4 separate regions of the Homo sapiens genome follow, and all the other regions are linked to region 4. A link is a loop called in an ENCODE intact Hi-C map of the cell type or tissue named here. Cell type or tissue: B cell. All regions are shown on one strand.

The links. A loop is a pair of places that touch in the nucleus more often than their neighbours do. Peaks named below come from ENCODE experiments on the same cell type or tissue, not always from the same donor. Only the 100,000 strongest peaks of a DNase experiment are listed, where the experiment ranks them.
Region 1: a loop joins it to region 4, with 20 times the contacts of the local background. A loop is called at or near these places in 3 of 110 quality-filtered maps.
Region 2: it touches region 4 in a loop (24-fold over the local background); 4 of 110 quality-filtered maps call a loop at or near these places.
Region 3: a loop joins it to region 4, with 25 times the contacts of the local background. A loop is called at or near these places in 78 of 110 quality-filtered maps.

What each region holds. Positions count from the first base shown.
Region 1 is chr6:37,653,052-37,655,551 of GRCh38, reverse strand. MDGA1 (MAM domain containing glycosylphosphatidylinositol anchor 1) reads left to right here. Exons shown (of 17, transcript NM_153487.4): 5 at 620-752; 6 at 1,009-1,278. Among named protein-coding and RNA genes, the nearest start is that of MDGA1, 44 kb to the left of the region's middle. In B cell, a CTCF peak has its summit at 1,460 (motif pointing right); a DNase peak (open chromatin) is centred at 1,441; H3K27me3 peaks cover 209 bases.
Region 2 is chr6:38,011,813-38,014,312 of GRCh38, reverse strand. The region is part of intron 2 of ZFAND3 (zinc finger AN1-type containing 3); the gene reads right to left. Among named protein-coding and RNA genes, the nearest start is that of ZFAND3, 190 kb to the right of the region's middle. RefSeq lists a silencer at 1,426-1,720. In B cell, CTCF peaks have their summits at 1,304 and 1,510 (motif pointing right); a DNase peak (open chromatin) is centred at 1,542.
Region 3 is chr6:37,565,029-37,567,528 of GRCh38, reverse strand. No RefSeq gene overlaps it. Among named protein-coding and RNA genes, the nearest start is that of MIR4462, 11 kb to the right of the region's middle. RefSeq lists a silencer at 888-1,047 and an enhancer at 1,178-1,327. In B cell, CTCF peaks have their summits at 812 and 1,011 (motif pointing right); DNase peaks (open chromatin) are centred at 1,108, 1,786 and 1,978; H3K4me3 peaks cover 702 bases.
Region 4 is chr6:37,483,012-37,485,511 of GRCh38, reverse strand. It overlaps CCDC167 (coiled-coil domain containing 167), which reads left to right. Exons shown (of 4, transcript NM_138493.3): 2 at 318-412; 3 at 650-702; 4 at 2,223-2,500. The coding sequence ends at 2,326. Among named protein-coding and RNA genes, the nearest start is that of CCDC167, 16 kb to the left of the region's middle. In B cell, CTCF peaks have their summits at 948 and 1,151 (motif pointing left); a DNase peak (open chromatin) is centred at 1,141; H3K27ac peaks cover 351 bases.

The DNA.
Region 1 (2,500 bases), 170 kb before region 4:
CTGGGGCAGAAAAATCAGATGGAAAGGTCAGGGAGCAGCAATGAGGGCAGGAGTGTCCCCGAGGCAACATGTCCTCCAGGAACATTGCTAGTTAGGAAAAGGCACCCCTAGGGGCAGACAGGTCATCCCAGTCTGCTGCTGGGTGGCAGAGTATTGGGAACCTGTGGCCAGGCACAGCAGGATCTGGGGGCGAGGAGATGACTCCTCTTCCCATGGGCCCTGATAGTCCCAGGAGATGGTGGTGATGCCATTCTGCCAAGGAGGGCTTTCAGCGGTGGCTGCAGGCCAGCCCCATGTTTGTGTGGGTTGTACGAGTAAGTTCCCTTCTTACCCCTCCGTTTCCCAGACTGGAGAAACCAAGGCCTGGTACTTGCCAGTGTGCACAAGGGCAACCTCAGACCCAGAGAATCCCATGATGAGGCACTGCCAAGGCTATGGAGAGTGTAGCATCCACCCCAGGCTCAGGACCCCTGGGGCTAAATGGTGAGGGTGGGGTTGGGGATGGAAAGAGAGGAATTAGACAGGCATTTGTGGTAGGCTCTGGTGCTGGGTGAATGAGTATGCGGGATCCCTGGAGACTCAAGCAGGCACCTCACCCCAGTGGTCCACTGCTGCCCAGGGGGAGACCAAGGTCCTGAAGCTGAAGAACCTGCGGCCCCAGGACTATGCCAGCTACACCTGCCAGGTGTCTGTGCGTAACGTGTGCGGCATCCCAGACAAGGCCATCACCTTCCGGCTCACCAACACCACGGGTACAGGCATTTTCCTCCCCATACTCCTTCCCTACCTGAGCTAACTCCCAACCAGGAGATAGTGCCCCACCCCACAGGGACTCCAGGCACACTGCCACTAATGTCTGGCCCCTCCCCTCCTCTTCCTGCTCCGTCTTCTCCCCTCTCATCTCCCCTGAGGGCTTCTCCAGCCTCTATGGTTTTCCTAGCCCCTTACTCTCCCCAACATCCAGCCCTGCCTCACAGTCCCCTAAGACCCCCCTCCTTGTCCTCTTAGCACCACCAGCCCTGAAGCTGTCTGTGAACGAAACTCTGGTGGTGAACCCTGGGGAGAATGTGACGGTGCAGTGTCTGCTGACAGGCGGTGATCCCCTCCCCCAGCTGCAGTGGTCCCATGGGCCTGGCCCACTGCCCCTGGGTGCTCTGGCCCAGGGTGGCACCCTCAGCATCCCTTCAGTGCAGGCCCGGGACTCTGGCTACTACAACTGCACAGCCACCAACAATGTGGGCAACCCTGCCAAGAAGACTGTCAACCTGCTGGTGCGATGTACGTGGCCTCAGAAGGGGTGGGAGGGAAGTTGTGAGGCAGACAAGGTCCCTGGTCTTTGGGAGCTACCAATGAACTAGGAAAGGGGCCTGTCTGCTTCTCCTTGGTAGATGAGTCATGCAGAGGATGTTCCACGCCCTTCGATTTCCCTGCAATTCAGCTAACTGCCAGCAGATGGCAGAAGGAATAAAATTTGTATAAAGCTTTATTGACAGTTGACAATCTACATTTCCAAATGTAACCTCAACAATCCAAGAAGTAGGAAGGGCTAGGATTGATTACCTACATTTTTTTTTTAAGATTGGGAAACTGAGGCTGCAAAAGCTAAATGGGGACATTCTAGGCTTCAAGAGTAATTTCCTGGCTTTCTCCCTGTACAGTGGTTTCTATGTGATTAACTGAATTTAAGTGAAAATAACACACATTTCCATATGCCCTATATGGAAATATTTATTAGGGAAGTATTTAAGTGAATCTGAAGATAATTACTAAATGAAAAATGATACAAAACTTTGAGCACAGTCTAAAGAAGTATAAACATTTTTCTTATTAAACCTCAGCCTCAGTAATTAACTGCTCACTATGATCTTGATTTTGACACTCTGAATTAAGGAGAAAACTAAATTTTTCTGCTTGTGCAGCTTTAGGGATTTTGTTTGTTTTCTTTTCTTTTTTTTAAAATATATTTTGGCTACCTGAGAGCATCGATTCAAGTTGCCCTGAATATACACTCCCTGTTTGGTTTTGGTTGTTCTTTTTAAAGATCCAGGCTTGTTTCCAGCTCTTTAGCACTTGAACATAAAGTACAGCTTCTGCCGAACTCCACTGAGAGTCACTGATTACATGGACTCTCTTCATCTCTCACTGACCAGTCAGTTTCTTTCTGACTCTCCTCACAGAAAGAAACTAGCTCTCTGTGACTTTTTACTTAATCAGAGCAAGAAAGAAGGTTTAAAACTGTGACTAATGACTACTTTTTCCTTCGATGGTACTTTTCCCATCAGAAGATTATTTTTCTCCACCTGATTCCATTTGGCCTTTTAAGCCTGGGTTGGTAAGATCTCAATTTACATCAAATACTTATGGTCACCTCTTAGGGTGGCTGTAGAGCCCGCCTTTCCCAGCACAGACCTGACTTGTGCCTGTTGTGCCAGTGTCCTGTCCAGAAGGTTGGGTACCTGATTAAAAACTCGATTTAACTCTTGGCTTATTTCAAACATGA
Region 2 (2,500 bases), 530 kb before region 4:
AGTAAAATTACAAACAAAAATCTCTACTATTTCACCAATTAGTGATTTATCTGTGTTAACAAATTCTCTCTCTCTTTTTAACAAAACTTTTAAAAAGTTTTACAAACTTACAAAAAAGTTGCACGACTAATATTAGTCAATCCCATACAGCCTTTATAGAATTCAGCAACCGTTTACATTTTGCCCCCATTTGCTTTACCATTCTCATTCTCTCTCTCTCCCCTTGCAAACATTTTTTGGGAACTATTTGAGAGTAAGTTGGACAAATACCTCCTTTAACAATAAATACCTGGGCTTAAATAAGCCTGTTAGTTATCTGTAGGTCTTATGCCATCAAAACCTCTTGCATCTGGCTTGAGAAAAGTATTTTCCCCAAAAGCAAAACTTTAAATGTCAGGAGTTTAACTTTAGTACCCATGCAGTATAGATTAAATAGGGTAGTGGTTCATTAACTTTTGCTGAACATCCAAATAACATGGGGTGTCTTTTTTAAAAATACTGATACCTGGCTTCCATTCCAAATACTTTGATTCCACGTGTATGAGGTGTAACCTGGACATTGGAGGTTTTTTTTGTTTTTTTTTTAACTCTCCAGTTTTTAAATGTGTGGCTAAGTTTTAAAACCAGTATTTCAGGGCTTAGGCACCTACACACCATTTGAAATACTGGTTCTAGGAAAATGTGCTACAATGCCAAGCAACTGATTAAAATAAGTCAAATACCATTACATCACAAACTGAGGCAGGTAGAAGCTTCCAATATATGGTTTTAGGCAAATACTGTGTGCTTTCTATGTGTTGTTCTGGGGCTGTAGGATGCAAAGCTAGGAAATAGGCAATACACACAAATAACTACAACAGACGGCAGTATGTACTATATCAAACATATGTCAACATGAATAAGAACATGGAATGTATTTGTTTTGAAGGTTCACAGACTGGTGAGTGGTCCCGAAAGAAGGTGAGATATTCATTAAGGGAGAAAGATGACTTTACTAGGCAAGACTGAAGTAGAATCAAAGGACACTCTGGTAAACAACATCAGCAAGAAGTCTGTGCCACAAAAATGTTAGCGAATGATAGTGTTCCATTAAAGCCCCAAGTGAAGTTGAAAATACAGGACATAAATTTTGTATATACTAATCAATGTAACTCAAATTCGTGTATTAGGAATTAGGAATGATATATATAACAGTGTCTGGCACACAGAGGTGATCAGTGAGTCTTCCTTTCTGTTTCTCTGACTTAGAACAAAAAGTTGACTACGTAAAATTTAGAAAATACACTCAAGTATAATTATGAAAATAAAATCATCCATAATCCTAGTACCCAAATAACCAATGTTGATATTTAAGGTAACTCCTTACTGAAGTTATTCCTCTAGATTACTCCAGATGTTTTATAATACAAAAAAGAATTTTGTATAAAAAACAACAAGCCCCTCAGCCATTCCCCCTCCTGATGTACACTTAAGAGGATCAACTGAAGTTGCAATATGGTCAGAGCAGCCACTAGAGGGTGGCCGAGGCTGATGCATCCATCACCCTCCCCTACTTTCTCAAAGGCCTTTAACTGCCATTCATGTTACGATTTCTGGACCTGCACACCTCATCACATAAAGATTAAAAATTACTATCAGCCAGGCATGGTGGCTCACACCTGTAATTGCAGCACTTTGGAAGGCCGAGGCGGCTGGATCACGAGGTCAGGAGTTCAAGATCAGCCTGACCAATATGGTGAAGCCCAGTCTCTACTAAAAACACAAAAATTAGCCAGGCGTGGTGGCACGCACCTGTAGTCCCAGCTACTCGGGAAGCTGAGGCAGAAGAATCCCTTGAACCCGGGAGGCGGAGGTTGCAGTGAGCCAAGATCGCGCCACTGCACTCCAGCCTGGGTGACAGTGCACGACTCCGACTCAAAAAAAAAAAAAAAAAAATACTATCAAAAAGAAAGGAGGAAGCTCTTCAGGGTAATGAAGTGTTAATAGTTTGGATATCAAATACGGCTACCCAGGATATCAAATATAGCTACTGATTTGTTAGTATATACAAAATTTATCTGCTATGTACTGTATTTCATTCAACTACTTGGTACTTTACCAAATGTCTCCCTCTGTGCTTCTTGAGAACACGACGCAACTTCTCCACTAGGAACGGAGATGCTTACATTACACAGCATACAGCAGCATTCTACATTCCACTACTGCCTGCCACACCCCATCCCCACCATTTAACATAACTGACGCAGTGTGTGCTAAACATCTCAATTCTGAATACTATTACAGAATTTGTTTCAAAGTACTATAACATATCCCAACTATCAAATGTCTAATTTTAAGTATCTTTTTTATATTTTGAACTTTCATATTATAGTTTCCAAAAAAAGAATGACAAGAAATATAGCTACGTATTCTTTAATTAGCTGAGAAACAGGTTAAAACCATTTTCCAAAGATTTACATGAAGTTTTACCTTCCCCGAATCCTCTTAATTGATCAGGTGT
Region 3 (2,500 bases), 82 kb before region 4:
GTGGTGGGGGCCTTCTTGGCCTCAGTCTACAGCTCCATCTCCATCTTTACCTGGCCCCATGACTCGCTAAGCCTGGACCATCTCCATACAGACACTGCAGCCACAAGCAGCCTTTCCTCCAAAGAGCACCACCTTTTCGGCCAACAAGTACCACTTGTGTCTCTCCTGCTGCAAATCAAACTCAGGTCCTCTTGATCTTTTGGGAGGTGGGGGAAGAGGGACAATGAGATAATGAATGGAATTCTCAGCAAAACAGCTTCATCTGACACATCTCTGGGTCTTTCCACTCTCTTTTCAACTCTGAGCCCCTAGCTCTCTTAACCATCCCCCAGTGGCCTCTCTGTTCCTTCCACGTCCCTTTGATCTCTTTGTTCTCTGGGGCTGGGGAAAGCAGGCCTGACAGCGTTAACCCTGATGGCAGAGTGCAGGACATCAAAGAGGCTGCAAGAGAGGTTATGGATAATAGATAGGTGGAAGCATGAATGATACATATGCAGATAAATGATGGATAATGGGGCCCGCATGATGTATAGGTGGCTGCCAGAGTAATAGATGGGTAGGTACATATAGATTGATGGAGGGAGAGAGTTTCAGAGACAACAGACACAGGGGCAGCTGGAAGGACTGATTCCGGAGTTCTGATAGATGCATCGCTACTAAATAGGCAAGGAGAGGAGAGGCAGGACAGGCACCTAATGAGATAAGACAGAGGGATGTACGCCAAGAGGGGTTCCTGGGCACAAGGGGCTAGAGGAAAAGTAACCGTCAATGGATGGACACCCAGAGGCTTCCACTGACCACTGACAGTGTCCCTGGTAGGTGGCAGGATGGAGGGGGTAAGCTGAAGGAGCCCCGGTGCGTGGATGGGTGATGGATGTGTGGAGAGATGAGGAATGGCTGGGCCCATTGATCAGGGTCCTCACTTCCCTGACCTCCCTCTGCCCAGGGCTGGGCTTCCAGGCCCCTGGGTGCAGCCGGGGCGGTGGCGTGCTGCTCTGATGGTGGCCGCGCGGGGGCGCCCACAGCCGGGGCATGGCGCAGAGGGGCGAGGAGGGGGTGCAGGCTGCAGCCTGTCCGGCACCCTCCTAGAGTTTGTTTCCATGACAGCGGAGCCCACGTGACCCCTCCCCACTCCCCTTCTCTCTTTCCCTTCCTAAATAAAGTCCCTGGTTGAAAACTGCTCCCCAAGGAAGGGCAGAAAAAAGGCTTCTTGCTGGGCTGCTTTGCCTAGCATCGGAGCAAGTCTTTGAAGCCCGGCCGCCTCCCAGAGCTGCAGGAGCCAGTGTGCGCCTTCTCCGTCACTCCCTCTGCTTGTCCCTCTTGCCCTGTTTTAAATCGTTTCCCTGTCACCACCCACCGCCCCCAATCCTCAGGGTCTTCCCGACGCCAGCTTCTTTCCAGAGCCAGCTGGTATGGAGCGGAGAGACGGGGAGGGAAGCTATTATTCTGGAAAGGGCAAGGCTAACTCCTGGAAGCATGGGGGCTGGGCGGGGTGGCGGGTGCTGGAGCAGATAAGACCCTCTCTCAGAGGAAGCTGCTGCTGCTCCCAGCAGCCCTCCAAGGGACCTGCCCAGCCCAGCTGGGGTGAGGGGCCTGTCGCAGCCTGACACAGCTCGGCAGCCCCTCCCCAGCCCCCGCCATAGGCAGATGCACCCCTCCCTCAGCTCCAGCTCAGCTCCATCTCCCAGGCAGGTGGCGCACAGCTGCGGAGGAGACAGCAGGAGCACAAGCCCCGGCAGCAGCAGCCTCAGGGAGGGCTGGGGTCTGGAGGTGGAGCTGTCACGACAGGAACAAAAGATCTCTTGCTTAAGCCCAAGGTTTCATTGTGTCCACTGGAAGCCAGACACACAGACTCAAGCCCTCCAACGGAGACAGGCGCTGCTGCCTCAGAGATTTGCCTTCACAGTTCTTTTTAGTAACCACTTATTACCCTACCCCAGGGCCTCTGGAAACAGAAAATCAGATAGCCCAGCCAGAGAGGCACAGAGAGGTGAAGTGACTAGCTCAGCACACCAGTCTGGCAGCTGCAAGGCTGTAGCCACCATCAGACCCAGGGGATTCTCAGTCCTGAAGAGTTAGGGAAAACAGCAAGGAAGGAGGAACGCAAGGCATGCAGAGAAGGTAGTGTAAGTGTTGTGGGGAGGGGGTGTTTTTTAGGTACCGGATTCCCCTCCAAACAATGGCCAAGTCCCGTCCTCTGCTTCACATACCGGATTCCCCTTGAGATTAAAAACAAACAAACCAAAAATAAAACCTGGCTACTGTGCCTCTGTCTGGAAGAAGTGACACCACTTTAAGAAGCAGTGAAAGTTGTCCAGGATTGGCCAGTGGTTGGAGGGGGCAGAGAGAGAATTCCAAGCAGAAGGGACAGTGTAGCAAAGGCAGAGAGGCACGGAGTGTGAGGGGAGTGGAGACAGCTCTATAGTCCCAGGGCGAAGGTGCAAGAGAAAGAGGCAGGGCTCAGATCATAGCGTCTTGTTCACCATCCAACAAGCTTGCA
Region 4 (2,500 bases):
AAGGGGCTGCTCCTCTCCACCCCCAACCTGTGCTTGGCCCAGAGGGCTGGGACAGCTGTGAGACCCTGGGCAACACCCACTACTGTTTACAGTGTGGCTCAGGCCACTGTCCTGTGCAGTTCAGAGCTGAACCACGTGGAGGCAGAGGACAGCAAAACAAAGACACTCCAGGGAAGACAGGCCTGGGTGCCCTGCCCTGCCAAAACGAATGGGGGGAACACCTGTCCAAGAAGACTCCCGGAGGCCCTGCTTCCCAGTCCCAGTGTTTTGAGAGCTAGAAGCCTCGGCAGCCCACCTCTCTGTGGCCTTTGTTTCAGATCGATGGGCTAGAGGAGAAGCTGTCCCAGTGTCGGAGAGACCTGGAGGCCGTGAACTCCAGACTCCACAGCCGGGAGCTGAGCCCAGAGGCCAGGTAATGCTCCTGCCCAGCCACCCCACCCTTCCCCATCAGGCCCCCACCCCCTGTATCTATCCTGGGTCCCCCAAAGTAGGCCTGAGGCAGAGGGTTTGGGTCCCTGACATCTTAGCTTCAGTGCACACCCCCCCTGCCGCCGAACAAGACCCAAGCCCTGCCAACTGGCATGCCAGCTGCCCCTCGGGTGGGGAAAAGGAAAAGGGTTTGGTCCATGAAGCTCCTTTCCCCTCACAGGAGGTCCCTGGAGAAGGAGAAAAACAGCCTAATGAACAAAGCCTCCAACTACGGTAAGAAAGTTCCTTTCAGTTACCAGCCCCAGCCTCCAGTCCCCAGAACCAGGAAGGGTCAGAAGCCCAAGGGGCCTGACAAGGCAGCAGGGAGCAAGGGGGTTCTTTGGGAGGGAACCAGCCCCCAGAGGCTGCAGACACCCCTGCTAGGTCCAGCAGCCTGCGGGAGAGCAGGTTTGTTGCTTTGTTCTAAGGGAGGATGAGACCGCCTGTGGGTCTGTCTGCTCTTTGGGATGAAGGGATGTGGCCGTGGCCAGGTCTAGGAGACAATCATTCACCTAGACATCGGAAGTCTGCTCTCCCCACGCCCCAGCCCACCCCACCCCAACCCACCACACCCTCCCAGGAAAACCATGCAGTGGGAAGTGAGGGGTGAAGGAAGCCGAACCTCCCACTTGGGTACGGCAAGGGCTCCTGTGGGTGGAGCGATGCCGCCACCTTCTGGGCGCTGGGGGCAGAGGCAGGTAGAGGCCAGGCCCGGCGGGGCGCCAGAGGGCGGCTGGCAGGCTGGTGGGCTCCCTGCTAAAGGCTGGGGAGGACCACGGTCTATAGGTGCTCCTCAGACTTGTCGGTTCTGTTCTCCCCTGGGGGACCAGGCCTGGCCATGAATCAGCCCCAGGAAGGTTCTAATGGCAAGGAGTCCCCCAGAAGCGCTGGTCTGATGAATGCCGTAGGCACAGTGCACACCTACCAGCCCTGCCTGGAGTTCAGCATGTCTGGGCCGGTGCACCCTGGGCCCTGGACTCAGTCTGGCCTGCCCAGAGCAGCTCTGCAGGTGTCTCTTCCCACTGCCCAGCACAGACAGGGATGGGACATTAGTTTCCCTTCAAGTTTAGCGGTTTTCACACAAAACCACACCACCACTCAATTTAGCCCTCACAGAGTACCCCCTACCTGCGTGTCACCTGGAGGGGATACTTTGATACAAGTGTGGCCATAGAGCAGCAGGACTGATTTCCTCTAGAGTCAAGACCAGCTGCCTCATGGACACAAACTGCATCTTAGCGTCCCTAGATTCTGCTCAACCAGGCACCCGGCAGAGGGCAGGGACTCAGGAAACACGTGGCCCCACCTAGCACCTCCTCCACTGTCAGGCCCAAGGAGGCCCCAGGTGCCCTCAGTTTCTGGTTGGCGGATGAGATGCCTTGAAGGATGAGCACCACAGCCAACCCCATGACAGGCAAGCAGACTCACCTGGCGGTCACACCACCTCCTAGCTTGGCTTTCAGGTGTGGCATTTTTGGTGACTCCTCACCCACCTCACCCTCAACCTCAACCACATTTAAAGAGCCATAGTTGAGCAGCACTGGGCGTTGGGACTTTATCAGGCTGGCTCTATAGCCAAAAGGGTGTCAGGATTTGGGCAGATTAAGAAGGGCAGAGTCATTTTTATGGGTAAGGAGGTGGCTGGAAGGGTGCGTCTTTGCCCTCAGCAGTGTGTACCCACTCGTTGGAGAGGCAGAGCAGAACAGACGGGCCTAAACTGCCTGTCCTATCCCTATCACCCTCTTTCCTCCCAGAGAAGGAACTGAAGTTTCTTCGGCAAGAGAACCGGAAGAACATGCTGCTCTCTGTGGCCATCTTTATCCTCCTGACGCTCGTCTATGCCTACTGGACCATGTGAGCCTGGCACTTCCCCACAACCAGCACAGGCTTCCACTTGGCCCCTTGATCAGGATCAAGCAGGCACTTCAAGCCTCAATAGGACCAAGGTGCTGGGGTGTTCCCCTCCCAACCTAGTGTTCAAGCATGGCTTCCTGGCGGCCCAGGCCTTGCCTCCCTGGCCTGCTGGGGGGTT